2 separate regions of the Homo sapiens genome follow, and region 2 is linked to region 1. The links are chromatin loops, found by intact Hi-C in ENCODE. Cell type or tissue: heart left ventricle. All regions are shown on one strand. Each heading gives the region's core, and the rest is flanking DNA. Links, peaks and the distances in the headings are about the cores only.

Region 1 (7,068 bases), core at 2,844-5,343:
AGGAGGACAAGGGACTCACATTCATTGAGCTGCAACTGCATGCTAGCTACTTGCATGGCACTTCAATTTACTTAAGCCTCCCACAGTCCATTGAGGTGGCTTACTCTTATTCCCATTTTATAGATGAAGAAACCGAGGTTCAGAGAGGCAGAGCAGTGTGAAGCCACACGGTATGCTGCCGGGAGAGATGGTCCTCAAGACAGCTGGAACAAGGTGGATCAGAGGCTCCTGCTGTCGGGGCCTCCCAGTGCCAGCCCTGACTCCAGCTCTGAGCCTGATGCTACTTTCTGGCCCTTGATCCCATGCTTGTTTGGTCACTCAGCCCTCATCTTCAGATAAATCCAGGAGTAAGGAGAGAAAGAGAGACTGGGACCGCAGGAGGTACTCAATGATCTTTGCAGTAGGCCCAGATCTTTGCAGCCAACTTCTTGGTTCCTCAGTGCTGCTCAGCCTGAAACTCTCTAAATAGCCTCTCTCCCCCCACAGCCACCCCAGCATACACAGATACACACCCCACACATGGAACAGCTAGAGCACATGTGGCCTCCCACACCGCCGCTTCTGTGGGTGTGAGGGCGTAGCTGTCGTGGTGATGGTGGCAGCAATGGAGGTGGTGGGGTTGTTGTAGTGGCAGTGGTGGGGTAGTGGTGGTGATGACAAACAGCATATCATTTAGCCACACATAAATCTACAAGATACATAGTATACATGCAAACTATAAAGAAAAGCTGCACAATGATTAACACTGAGTAATGACAAATTGTGCTCACAGATAGATAACGTTTCCAAGAAACCACAAACCACACTCATAGACACAGACCAGGCTAACTGTGAGACCCCACCAGTGAGTAAGCACCGGTGAAACACCCCTTCCTCTCCACTGCCTTTCTGAGTGACAGTGGCTTGCTCACCAGACAACGCCGGTGCGGTTTTAACCCTCCTGCCTCCAAGATCAAAATTATTAAGTGCCCATGCACTCAGTCCAGAACTGGACTTGCTTTCCTGGTTTTCCTTGGAATCATCCAGCCAAGCCTAGATCTTCTCAGGGGCTTTCCAGATCCCTTTCCCTGAGACACCACCGAGGTTTCCCTGCGCTGTGCACTCCCTTGCAGCGACAAGCTTACGAAACCTCCCATTTTCTTACTGCAATCATGTTCTTGGGTCTCTGGGCCATGGGCTTCCACAGCACAACACGGAACCCAGTGGTTAACCTGGGCAGGGGGATATGGGGCAGCCACAGGGTCAGGGCAAGCGTGGGCTTGGAAAGCATTGGGAAGGTTTCTTAGGCTGGGTTTCTTAGTCTGGGCTTATACAAGCCTTCATTTATTATTATTTTACGATTTAACATAGTCTTTTAAATGTGCGTACGTTATATAGATTATTTTATATGTATGTTTCACAGTAAAAAGTAAAAATAGGCTGGGCACAGTGGCTCATGCCTATAATCCCAGCACTTTGGGAGGCCAAGGTGAGATGTTCACTTGAGCCCAGGAATTCAAAACCAGCCTGGGCAACATAACGAGACTCCATCTCTACCAAAAAAAAAAAAATTAGGCAGGCATGGTGGCACATGCTTATAGTCCCAGCTACCGAGGAAGCTGAGGTGGGAGGATCACTTGAGCTTGGGAGGTGGAGGCTGTGGTGAGACATGATTGCACCGCTATGCTCCAGTCTGGATGACAGAACGAGACCCTGTCTCTAAAAAAAGAAAAAAAGAAGTAAAAATTAAAAAGTTAATAAAAAAGAAAAAAACAACAACAGACGCCATATTCTTGCCAGATGCCCAGGGAATGACTCTGGCCTTTTTCCTGGGCCCCATTGGCCTGGGACCAGCAGAGCAGCCCTGGGGTCCTGGAGGAGTCAGGGCTGGTTCTCAGGACTGGGGCGAGGCCCTCTGAGGGGAGGAGGTCTGACCAGCAACTTGCCTTCCCCTCCATTCAGGGCCTTCCCCACATGCCCGGAATTCCTGACCTGGCCCTGGTGCTGCCTCCCTTAGGGACAAGAGGTGGGGGCCTTTGAGTGTTTGTTTAGAGGCATAGTTTCCTTAAATGGCTGGGTTTTTAAAAAATGTATGTGCCTGCAGCTAACTTCCTCTCCCTGACAGCCAGGGCATCGGATGCAGGAGGGCAGGCAAGAGACGGGAGGGGGCTGGGAGGAGTCCAGGGACGGGGGACAGAGGAGCCAGAAAGCTAGGCAAGGAGGCAGCTTCTAAAAAGCCTTGGGACCCCCCTTCCACTTCAGGAAGAAGGCACAAGGCCCAGACAGGGAACATGAGAAGCACGCAGCAGGCGGGCATTCCCACAGCAAATCAGGGACAACCGTGGGAATGCCAACCTGCTTATTTGTTTTTATTTCTATTAAGTCTTTTCCTGCCTCTGAGCCTTGGCACCTGCTGTTCCTTCTGCCTAGGCCCCCCTTTCTTTGGTTCTTCTAGTGACAAGCACCTTGTCGCTCTCCAGGTGTGAATGCTACTTCCTGACCATGCTTCCCCTATCCACACCAGCCCCTCCCACACCCCCGATTGTTATTTACATCATCCCGCTGAATGAATGAAGTCTGCAAGCTATGGAATAGGTAGTTGTAGGTTTCCTTTGGAGAGGAATCTGCTATATCTTAAAACAGTGATTTCTTCTGTTTTTTCAGTTTACTTTTGTAGCCACATCAGAAAATCAAACGGTAATTTTAAAACTGTGTTTCCCTAAGCTATTTGATGTAGTTATTTATTTAACATGTGAACTATACCTCCTCCAATAGGCTCATTATAGCTATTGTGAACACTTGAGAACTGTTTCTGAGACATAGCCATGCTAGAAAATGTATTATTTAACCAAAAGAACAAACTTTGGCATTCTGGTTATTTTTTTTCAATGAAGCATAGTATTATTTTAACAGACATGGGCTTTGATTTCTGAACTTTTAACCTTATGGGTTATAAATATGAAATGGAGTCATATTTTAATGAAAAAGGAAATAGGACAATTTCAACTTGGTCAATGAGAAACGTTACATTTCAGGCTAAGAGGTTAATTCTGTTTTCATTTTCTTGGTTTTTCATCGCCAAGAAAAGCAGTACAAGGTTTCCTGCTTTTAAATTTCCCAGGTGATTTATAGATGTAGCACAGTGTTATTTATGGGAAAACACCAGAAGAAAATAATCTTTCTGCTTAACAGAAGAAATTTTGATACACATTTTCCAATTAATAGTCTTCCTGCATTCATGTTTGACACCTTGCAAGGGATTCCTCCTGTTTTAGGACAGAGCCTGAACTCCTTTGGAGCCCACGAGGGCCTGAAAGATCTGGCTCCTGTCTTCCTCTTCTGCTTCATCTACTGTCCCCAGTGCTCCGTGCCCCTGATTGAACTTTGCTCCTTGCCCTTTACACACACTGTTCCCTCTGCCAGCCTCATTCACACTCCCTACCCTGTACTCATCAGTCCTGCCTTTCACAGTTTAGATGTCGCTTCTTCCAGGAAGCCTTCCCAGATGCTCTGGAATGAGTGATGCTCCAGGCAGCTTCCCACATGTTCTCTGTCATATTTTTTATCCCATTATATTATCTTGGTAATTCCTCAGTTTTTTTGTCTGACTCCTTCACTAGACTATAAGCTGTATGGGGACAGGGACCACGTTTAGATTCCTGGGGTCTACCATAATGTTTTACACATGGCAGGTGCTCCATTAATGCCAGGTGAATAAATGAACACATAGCCAGAATTTGACTGAGGTTCACCAAATTCTGGTAGCCCATCACCTATGGTCCATCATTCATAGTTCTTGGATGATTTCCTCTTAGTCATTAATTTGGTCATTCACTCCATCCATTCAACCAATTCTCCATCCATCCATCCATCCATCCATCCATCCATCCATCCATCCTTCCATCCATCCATCTATCCATCCATCTGTCCATCCATTCAGCCATCCATCTGTCCATCTATTCATCCATCTGTCCATCCATCCATCCATCCATCCATATATTTCTGTGACTAGCAGAAACAGTGAGGTTGAAGTCGCAGTGGGTTTTAGCGAAAGAAGAAAATCAGGATTTCTGATGTTAATGTCAGGTTTGGTGTAAGGTATAGATCAGGCTCAGAAAACCAGAACCACATTGTGGGCACACCCAAGCAGGGAGTGGCAGAGCTGATGGAGGAATGGCTTATGCATCAGAAGCTAAAGCAATTCAAGCCTCCCTCGCCCCCTGGCTGACACACATGGCCAGCACAGACACGTCTACTCTCCCCTCCCCTCCCTCCCTTCCTTCCTTCTTCTATTAAGTCTTCATGGAGACCTCTCTCTGGGGCAGGCCTGTCCTGAAGACTGTAGAATCAGACCCAGATTTCTGCCCTAAAGCTGCTCTGAGTGTATACAGGGATTCTAGCATAGGCGTGGAGAACAATACAGGAGGCCCACTGTGGCCCCTGCCATAAGAGAGGCCCAGGTCATGTGCTCTGAGCACCTGGAGGGAAGAGAGGAAGGTAGGGCTGCATGTAGGAGGGGGCACTGGAACTGGATCTTGACGAGTGGGTAGGACTTGGGCATGTGAAAATGAGAGGAGAGTGTTCTAGGACACAATCAAATGAGCCAGGCAGAGAAATGGAATGAATCCAGGCAATTTCAGGGAATCCAGCCTGCTGGAGGGCAGGGAGTAGGACGTGAAAGAGGGCTGGGGAGAAAGCCAGGGAGGAACTGGGCCAGGTCACAGCCCTGGCCTTGGAGGCCAGCTGGGGAATGATGGATTGAGTAACTCACTCATCTAACAAATATTTTTAGCATTAATATGTTCCAGGCCACAGGCTGTGGGCTGGGTACAAAAAGGATGGAAATCTGCCCTCAGATGGCTCAAAGTCTGTGAGCCATTCCTATGTACTGAAGTGGTTCCAGCTGAGGAGGGGCCTAGTCACTCTGGCTGGGTTCCCCGACCTCACCTTACCTCATCTCCCATATCCTGCATTCCCTCCATCTCACAGCCACTGCCATTTTAGGGCCCATTGGCTCTTCCCCAGTGCTTTGCAGTAGCATCCGGCCTGCTCTCCTTGCTTTAGCCTCATCCATCTTCCCCTCCCTGCAGGCAGTGGAATCTCCATAAAGGAACATATTATGGCCGGGTGTGATGGCTCACACCCGTAATCCCAGCACTTTGAGAAGCCAAGGTGGGTGGATCACATGAGCCCAGGAGTTCGAGACCAACCTGGGCAACATGGTGAAACTGGCTCTACAAAAAAATACAAAAATTAGCCGGGCATGGTGGTGTGCACCTGTAGTCCCAGCTACTCCAGAGGCTGAGTTGGGAGGATCGCCTGAGCCCAGGGAGGTTGAGGCTACAGTGAGGTGACGGTCACATGACTGCACTCCAGCCTGCAACACAGAGTGAGACCTTGTCTCAAACAAACAAACAAGAAAAAGGAGCACATCATGTTGCCCTCCCCTGCATAAAACCCTTCCTGGCTCCCCAGTGCTCTGAGAATAACTTCCAAGACCTTGTCCTGGACAAAGCGCAGCCCTCACATTCTTCTCCCCCAACTCCTCCGTGGCCTCATGGGAGTTCTCTCATTTTCCTGAGGGCTCCCTGTGTTTTCCTCTGATCAGGCTCATCTCCAGCCCTCACTGCCTACTCTGCGCAGGCTCCCCTTGCAGGCTCTGCAGGCTGGGGGCAGATATCAATTCCTTGAGCCCCCTTTCTGGACTCCCCAGGCTGTGCTTAGTGTGGCGAGGTGTGTTTTTTCTGCCTGTTTCTTTGCTTGGTTTTCCCCACAGCCTGTGAGCTCCTTGGGTGGGGGATGGCATTTGCTAAGCATACCATTGCCTCACCATTCTGTCTACAACCCTCGAGTATCCCGTATAGAGCAGGCCTTGGATTCCTGGGGACCTGAGGATGGATGAAAGCCAGGCTTAGACAGGGTGGGGTGGATGCCTCTCCCAGCACCCCTGGGCCACTTGGTGGGAAGGGGTCCAGAGATAGGAGGTGGGCGTCAACTTGGGAGGAAGCTCAGGACCTCTGGGATTCCAGAGAGGTCTGGCAGGCTCCAGGGTGTCCTCAGGTGAGATAAAGGGTTGGGCCAGGGTTGAGGATGAGGCAGGTCCACCCTGCCATGCTGCAGCCGGAGTCCAGCTTCCAGATATGGGTGGGAAGGAGCTTCCCCCTCGATGGCCCGACTGTGACTTTGGCCTCTGCATTCATTTCGCCCGTTCTGTCTTTTTCTCTGTGCCTCTTTCCAGCTCGACCCGCCTGGGGCTATTTTTGCTTCCTTCTTGTTCAGTTGCCTGAGCAGCATTGTGGCTTTAATTGGTCCATTTTCTGCATGCTGGAAAGATGTTCCCTCCTTGTCCCCTGCCCACCCCCACCCGAGAGTGGGCCCAAGAGTAAAAGCTAGAAGTGAGGCTAATTATGGAGGGAAGGGTGGACAGAGACAGGCTCAGGCGAAGGAAAAAGATAAATGGAGGGAAAGGAACAGATAGAGACAGAGAGGGAGACAGAGAAAGAAAGAGAAAGAGAGAGAGAGAAGGCAAAGGCCAACACACAGAAGAAGAGTGGGAGCCCGGAGAGCTGGAGACAGAAATATAAATAATTGAGGTAAGAGAGAAACACAAGAAGACAAAGAGAGACTCAGAGAAGCAACCAGATGGATTCAAATACACATTGCGTGACAAGAGAAAGACAGAGGCCCGCAGCCACCCTGAGAGGGAGGGAGGGAGGCAGCCTGCAGCTGGACAAGCAGCAGGGAGCAGTGTCTCCAGGGAGGCCATGGCTTGTGTAGAACTCCACCACCTCCAGTCAGGGGCCTCTGGCCAGTCTCTGCTTCTCTGGGCCTCCTTTGCAACATAGAGATAATAAATGAGAGGTCTGCACTATTTGCAGGGGCTCGCTGGGGAGGGCTGCAAGGTGCTTTGTAAATGGTTAGACTTCTGCAAATAGGGGAAGAAGGGAATCACTGTTCCGCAGTGTGGGGCTTCACCTGTGTACATCTTCCTGCCTCTTGAACTTTAAATGAGTTAGGTGGAGTGGGGCAATGCCTAACACATTATTTGTTGTTTATTCCTACAGCAAAGGTGTACTGACCACCTGCTCA
Region 2 (7,068 bases), core at 1,637-4,136, 95 kb after region 1:
CTGTTAGTGATAGGAATCAAAATGGGAACAATAATAAAAATAACCACAATCACAATAGTGGCTCAGATACATGGAGCAGGTGCTGTGCACCAGACCGCACTATTTTAAGCTCTTCACCGGATTAACTCCTTTAATTCATGCAAGTACCCTGTGAGGCAGGCGCTATTTCTACCCCCATTTTACAGCTGAGGAAATGGAAGCAGAAAGATTCAGCAAGTTGTCCAAGGCCACCCAGCTAGGAAGTGGCTGGGCTGGGAATTTGCCCCAAACAGCCCCATCACCAAGGGATGGGGGGTAACATAGGCCTGTCTGAGCATCTGGTCTACCACCCGTTGTCCACTAGGAGGAATTCCTCCCATGATAGCCTTGGAAGTTCCAGGGTACGTTTTACTTGTGGAAATGATTTTCTTTTCAGAGATCTGCCTTGCCTCCCTCTTTTTTTATTGTTGAGGTATAATTTATATGTAATAAAATGCACAGATCTTAAAATACAGCCCAATAACTTTTAACAAATGTTCACACTGGCATGACCAACACTCCAAGATAGAGATAGAGAACACTTTTCCATCACTCCCATGCTGCCTACCAATCAATTCCCACCACTAAAAGCTACCACTGTTTCACATTGCCCATTCTTGAACTTGACATAAACAGGATTGCACAGAGCACCTGCTTCCCTCTTTTGCCCCCTCCCTCCTCTCCCCTCTGTCTCAGGCCAGTGTCTCCCTAGTCTCAGCACCTTGGTTCACACTGAGCTGTTAGGGATTGCGTGCACAGATGGCGTGAACCTGCCCCATGCTCCCCATCCCATTCCCAGAGTCCACAGCAGGCATCACTCATTAGTGAAGGTGCTCGTTACCACTGGGCCCATATGTGGCTTCAGACTTCTTAACACTATGAATTGTGGACCAGAGAACCCCTGTCAGTTGACTACAATTGGGATGGGAGTTGAAATTCATTTGCCATCTCAGAATTAAAGTACATATCTATTGCCTCGTGGGATCTGCATTTAAAAACATTTTTATTTTGAAATAAAGACTTGCAAGAAGTTGCAACATTAGCATAGAGAGCTCCCATGTACCCTGCATCCAGCTATATCTTGCACAGCCATAGTATAGTCTCAAAATCAGGAAAATGACATTGGTACAATACTGTCAACTAAACTACAGACCTTATTTGGATTTCACCATTTTTAAAAACATATTTATTAATTTGTCTTCATAACTCTATGAGGGAGGTAATTACATAATCATCACTGCCATTTTACATTTAAGTTTCCATTCTAAGGTTCTTTTTTTTTTTTTTCTTTTTTTTGAGATGGAGTCTTGCTCTGTTGCCCAGGCTGGAGTGCAGTGGCACGATCTCAGCTCACTGCAACCTCCACCTCCTGGGTTCATGTGATTCTTCTGCCTCAGCCTCCCGAGTAGCTGGGACCACAGGGGCCTGCCACCACGCCTGGCTAATTTTTGTAATTTTAGTAGAGATGGGGTTTCACCCTATTGGCCAGGTTGGTCTCGACCTCCTGACCTCATGATCCACCCACCTCAGCCTCCCAAAGTCCTGGGATTACAGGCATGAGCCACCATGCCCAGCTGGATTTCACCATATTTTACATGCTCATTTGGAGAGAGAATATATATTTCTGTGAAGTGTAAGGATGGGCATAAGCAAAGAAACTTCCTTATGCTACCCTCCTCTTCCCCCGATAAATGAGTCTTTCATTGATCTAAGTGCCTCTCCCTCCATCAGTACCATGACGTCTTAATTAATGCAGTTATATAATTATAAAACTGTATTTTAATAGGAGTCCAAGACTTAAGCCAAAAGGAAGAAGCCATGGTAGCAAATTTTTGTGAAACCTGGATTCTATGCTTGACTCTGTGTGACCTTGAACAAGTCACTTCACAATTTTCAGTCTTAACTTTTTTATTAGTAAAGTGAGGATAATAATAATCTTTACGTTGCATAACTGAAAGAAGGATTCCAGGAAATTATAAATAGGAATACTCTTTGACCTATAAAGTGCTATCAAGGTGTTAGGGTTGGTATTTTTGAAGGGGCTCAATGAACAACTCCTCTCTTCCCTAAATTCTGAACCAATTAAGAAATAAGACAAAACTGTTACTATTATTACTGATAAAACTGATAATCGTATTGGAAAATTACCCATCAGATGTAATGTTCACTATTTGGGTAATGGGTACCCTAAAAGCTCAATCCCCACCAATATACAATATACCCATATAACAAATATGTGCATGTACCCCCTGAATCTAAAATAAAATGAAATTTTTTAAAAAAACTGATAATAGAACATGCAGCTTATTCTTTTGAGAACACAGGCTTCCTTATGCTGGACTCTGGAATGAGGTAGAGATCCCCAGCTGGGGGCTCTGGGCACTATCCTGCCCTGGGATGGCTTGGGCTAAGTTCTCAGCAACCGAGATAGAGACATGGATCTCTGAGACAGTAATTGGTGATGGCATTGGCAAGGTTTGTTGATGAATTTGATGTGGATGCTGAAGGAAAGGGAGGAAACTCTAGGAAAATATCAATGTTTGCAGCCTAAGGAATTTGGGAGATGATAGTGTCATTTACAAAGAAGGAAAAAATGGGAGTTTGAACTGGTTACTGGTAAGGGAAAAAAATCACAGAGTGATAGCCCACGACTTCTTTGATAGGCCCCAGATGGGCATTGACTCCAATCAGATGGATGCTTAGCCCTGGTCAGCGTCGAAGTCCTGTCTCCATGATATCCAGAAACTTGTGCCTACAGTGTCTATGACCAGGGATGAATGTCAGCTAGAGGGTGGGGCCATGGGAGCACCATCAGTGCCCTCTGAAAGGTCAACCGTCACATGGACTCCACTCTGCCCAGGCCCACGTGGCCCCCTGCCCTCAACCTTCTCAATGCTAGGGCACCTCCAGGACTTACACTGCACCCTAGTGGGCCTGGGGACACAAATAGGACACTGGTCTTTCCCTTCAGGAAAAGACAGCCTGGTGGGAGAAGCTCACCCGCCCTGCAGTTACCTCCTCTCCTAAGAGGCTAAGTGGCTCAAACCTGGGCTTCATGACTCCTCATCTAGTGGTCTTCCTACTCCATCTGCCTCCCCTTCAGAACAATCCCTCTCTTCCCGCACAGCCCATTCTCTAGGGGCTGCCGTCTCTCCCATCGGAGGGGACGGTTGTGATGACAGCCCCAACAGCGACCTGCATGTGGTGCCCACTGTGCTCACAGGACACTGAGCATTTCACTGTGCTCTCTGCTTATTTCCTTGCAAACTGTCCCAAGGTCACCCCAGGGAGCTTTACCCCAGATCACATACAGATTGTGTTTGGGAAAATATTGTTCTCTCCCAGCTGGGAGCCCAGTGCGTGCCAGAAGGCTTAGGGTAGGTGGGGAGGGGAGTGGAAGGGAACTCCCCACTCTGTACTGAACTCAGCCCTGTGGGATAGGGAGTGCATCGTAGGCATGGAAGGACCCATGGAAAAAATACAGTGCAGAACAGCGGCCCTTCCCCTACAGGATAAAGTTTGGACAGCTCTTGCTTGTCTAATCCTGGCTTCAGCAAGTCTGGCCTGTGAGGATGGCCAGGAGGCTGGTCTTCTGAACCACGATCAGAAAGAACAACCACAGTGAACCCACAGAACCACCTGGAAGGTGAGCTGAGGGCAGAGGAAATGAATCCAAGTTCAATACGCAGATGTTCCACCTCCCATCTGCTCAGAGCTTGCCCAGCAAGGACTCAAATTGGGAAATTGTGCCAAGATTTTATCAACCAATAACTGAAAAAATGCAACTGGCTTTTCCTTGGCCCATAAGCCAATTAACAATTTACTTATTTATTATTGTTTTTAGTGAATAAAATAATCATCTGTTGAGAGTTTACCACAGGCACCATGCTAAGTGCCACTTATACTCCGGCTCGTTTAATTCCCTCATCAACTCCAGTACTGTTATAATATCCATTTCGCTGAACAGAACCTAGAGAAGTTACATAGGTTACTTGAGGTCTCACTGCTAGGAGCCGGGGAGGTAAGAATTGAACCAGACCCCTGCAAAACAGGGTTTACACTCTACCGAGCTGAGGCTCCACCATGCCCCACAGGAAGGTCGCATCACTGAATGTCTACGAATAATCCATTGAGTCCTAAGAGCAGGAATTCTCATGCAAAACCCACACAGTTTTAATGACTGTCATTTCATCCTATGTTTTGGTTAGCAAGTTAGGTAAGATCTCTTTATCACTATTTCATTATTATTCTTGTCCCAAATTGTCTTCGCTATTCTTAAGCAAGGACTCTTCCAAATAAACTTCATGCTCCCACTGCTATTTTCCCTGGAATTACGTTATATGTATTAATTCTGTTAGGGAGAATTGACATCTTTACAATTGGGACTTCCTTTCTAGAAACTGAATGTGTCTCTATTTATTCACATATTCTTTCCCCCCTCCTGGAATGAAGTGTTAAAGATTTCTCCTTATAGCACTTGCAACACTTCTTGTTAAGTATATTTCCTAGACTTTTTCAGCTTGTTGCTGCTATTATGAGCGAGATCTTTTTTTAAATAACATCTTGAAATTAAAAATAGTAACTAAATGGGAAAACAATTAATTTTTACCTAGTTCTTCTATCCAGTTATTTTACCAAACTTTCTTACTAGAGCCGCTCATGTTTCCCCAGCAGAGTTTGAATTTTTCAAGGTAGAAAATCGTACCATCAGCAAATTGTTATTATTTTTGCCTGCCTTTTCAATGTTGATCATTCCTATCTGTGTTTTCTCATCCTTGTCACCACCTGGAGTGATGCTTTCATGTGCTGAGGCTGGGTCATGTCATGGTGAGATAAGAGCCTGATACTATTGTAGGTATCTTTTGCATTTCATATTTTGCTAAGTGCTTTCTCATTCCCCATCTCATTTGATCTTTGCAATAGTCACTTAATCAATCAAAAACTGTGTGCTGAACGGCATGACACGTGTGTTTCTAGTCCTCAGGAAATGTGCAGACCAGTGTGAACACAGGAAGTAAACAAGTGCACAATTAATTTGACAAACACAAGCAAACAACACACAGACCAGCAAAAGTGTAAATTACCACCAACCCTATTTTACAGATGAGAAATCAAGGCCCCAGATGGGGAAGTGACATCCACAAGGTCCTGTAACAAGTAGGTGCCAAGGCTGAGGTGCAAACCCTTCTTCGCATCTTGAGGCTGGGGACAGCCTCCTGGCTTGCCCCTACCTGTGAACATGCTTCTTCCTGGCCCCAGAGGGCCAGCTGTCTCCCAAAACAGTGCCAGTTTCCTTGGCAGTGCCCATTCCAGCTGGCTGAGGGCCGAAGATAGATCTCTCTGGCTTTCCTTGACAGCCAGCCAGGGAAGAGAACATTACCATTGGCAGGGCCTCCGTGGAGATCTGCAGCACAGGCTAAAGACCTTGAACCCCACAGCTGTTGCCACTCAGTAGGCACCGCTTGCCTTTGGGTTTGCTGTGTTGCTGGGTCCCACTTTCCTTGAGAAATAAGCTCTGGCCACAGGATGTGACCTAATTCTGGGTCATGTGGCTTAAGGCCCAGCTGAGAACCAAGGCCAATGCCAGACCTTCTAAAGTGGGAATGAGTATGGCCTTTGGAAATGAGGTCACATTTGTCTGTAGATGCCCAGTGGCTCCCATGGTGGCTTGGAATATGGTGGTTGGGGCTAGAGATTTCTATGGCTCTCACTTTCTATGGTTCTCACAAAACCAATCCTAAAGCTCCCAGCCTTGAGCCCTCTTTGACCTGGTCCAGCCATATTTCCTCCATTAGCGGCCTTTGTGTTCAAGGCCAAATGGTGGTATTCCCTACCATTTGGAGGCTCCCTCCAAGCTTGGTGTCAGGCAGACAGATATTCCAGTTTGGGAAACTGCTGGACCTCTCTGAGCCTCATTTTCTCTGTTTGCAAAATGAGAATGCTAATCTACCTGTCTCAGTGAATCATAGGGTCAGAGGATAAAAGAATCACAGTGGCTGATATTCACATAGTACTTGCTAGATGCCAAGTACTGTTTGAAAGGCTTTACAAATACCTAATCCTCACATCAACCCCATTAGGCTGGTGTTCTTATTTCCCATCTGTGAAGAGGGAACCAAGGTACAGGGAAGTGAAGGAACAGGCACAAGGACCTAATCAGTAGTCAAGATGGGACTGGGACTGTGTGGAGGGCAGCCTGGCTCCAGGTCCCTGCTTTTATTTCTTTTCTTTCTTTCTTTTTTTTTTTTTTCACTTGAGACAGAGTCTCACTCTGTCATCCAGGCTGGAGTGTAGTGGCATAATCTCCCATCTCGGCTCACTGCAATCTCCACCTCCCGGGTTCAAGGGATTCTCCTGCCTCAGCCTCCCGAGTAGCTGGGATTGCAGGTGCCCACCAACACGCCCGGCTAATTTTTGTATTTTTAGTAGAGACGGGGTTTTGCCTTGTTGGCTAGGCTGATCTTAAACTCCCGACCTTAAGTGATCTGCCCACCTCGACTTCCCAAAGTGTTGGGAGACTTACAGATGTGAGCCACCATGCCTGTGCCCCTGCTCTTAATCATTGTGTGATAAGTGTGTGTGTGTGTGTTGTGTGACAGCCATGTGTGTGTGTGTGTGCATTGTGTGCCTGTGTGAGACAGAGAGAGAAAGCTCACAGCACTGTGCCGGGCACCAAGTGGTCCAATCACTCAGGGGACATCAAGTTTCCATAAATCTTATCTCTGTCCCTCCCTGACTTGGCACCTTCTGCGTTGTTTTATCAATTTTGTATTCCTAACTTAATCTCCCTATGGTGTGGGGCCTGGGTTTCATCTGCATCTGAATCTCTGGTGCCTGACCCTGAGGCCCAGCCATCCCTCCGGCCCTCAGCATTTCCTCTACATCTGTCTTCAGTGCACCCATCTTGCCAGCTTGCACCATGTCTGTGTCTGAGTCCCTCGCTTGTTTGGGGGTGGCAGCTCAGTGCCCCTCCCAGGCTGTAAGCGCTCTTCCTCTGATTGTGAAGTGCTGGCCTCTCCTCTTCCCTCAGGCCTCAGTTCCAGTGTCACC

Evidence for each region. Hi-C counts contacts between places; a loop is a spot of excess contacts. Peaks named below come from ENCODE experiments on the same cell type or tissue, not always from the same donor. Only the 100,000 strongest peaks of a DNase experiment are listed, where the experiment ranks them.
Region 2: it touches region 1 in a loop (2.2-fold over the local background); 5 of 110 quality-filtered maps call a loop at or near these places.

The regions. Positions count from the first base shown.
Region 1 is chr11:45,087,146-45,094,213 of GRCh38, reverse strand. It overlaps a transcript of PRDM11 not described here. Among named protein-coding and RNA genes, the nearest start is that of PRDM11, 56 kb to the left of the region's middle. RefSeq lists an enhancer at 6,212-6,948. In heart left ventricle, for the core only: CTCF peaks have their summits at 3,992 and 4,198; a DNase peak (open chromatin) is centred at 4,703; H3K27ac peaks cover 1,137 bases.
Region 2 is chr11:44,990,768-44,997,835 of GRCh38, reverse strand. No RefSeq gene overlaps it. Among named protein-coding and RNA genes, the nearest start is that of LINC02685, 20 kb to the right of the region's middle. In heart left ventricle, for the core only: a CTCF peak has its summit at 2,936; no DNase peak of the experiment used is centred there.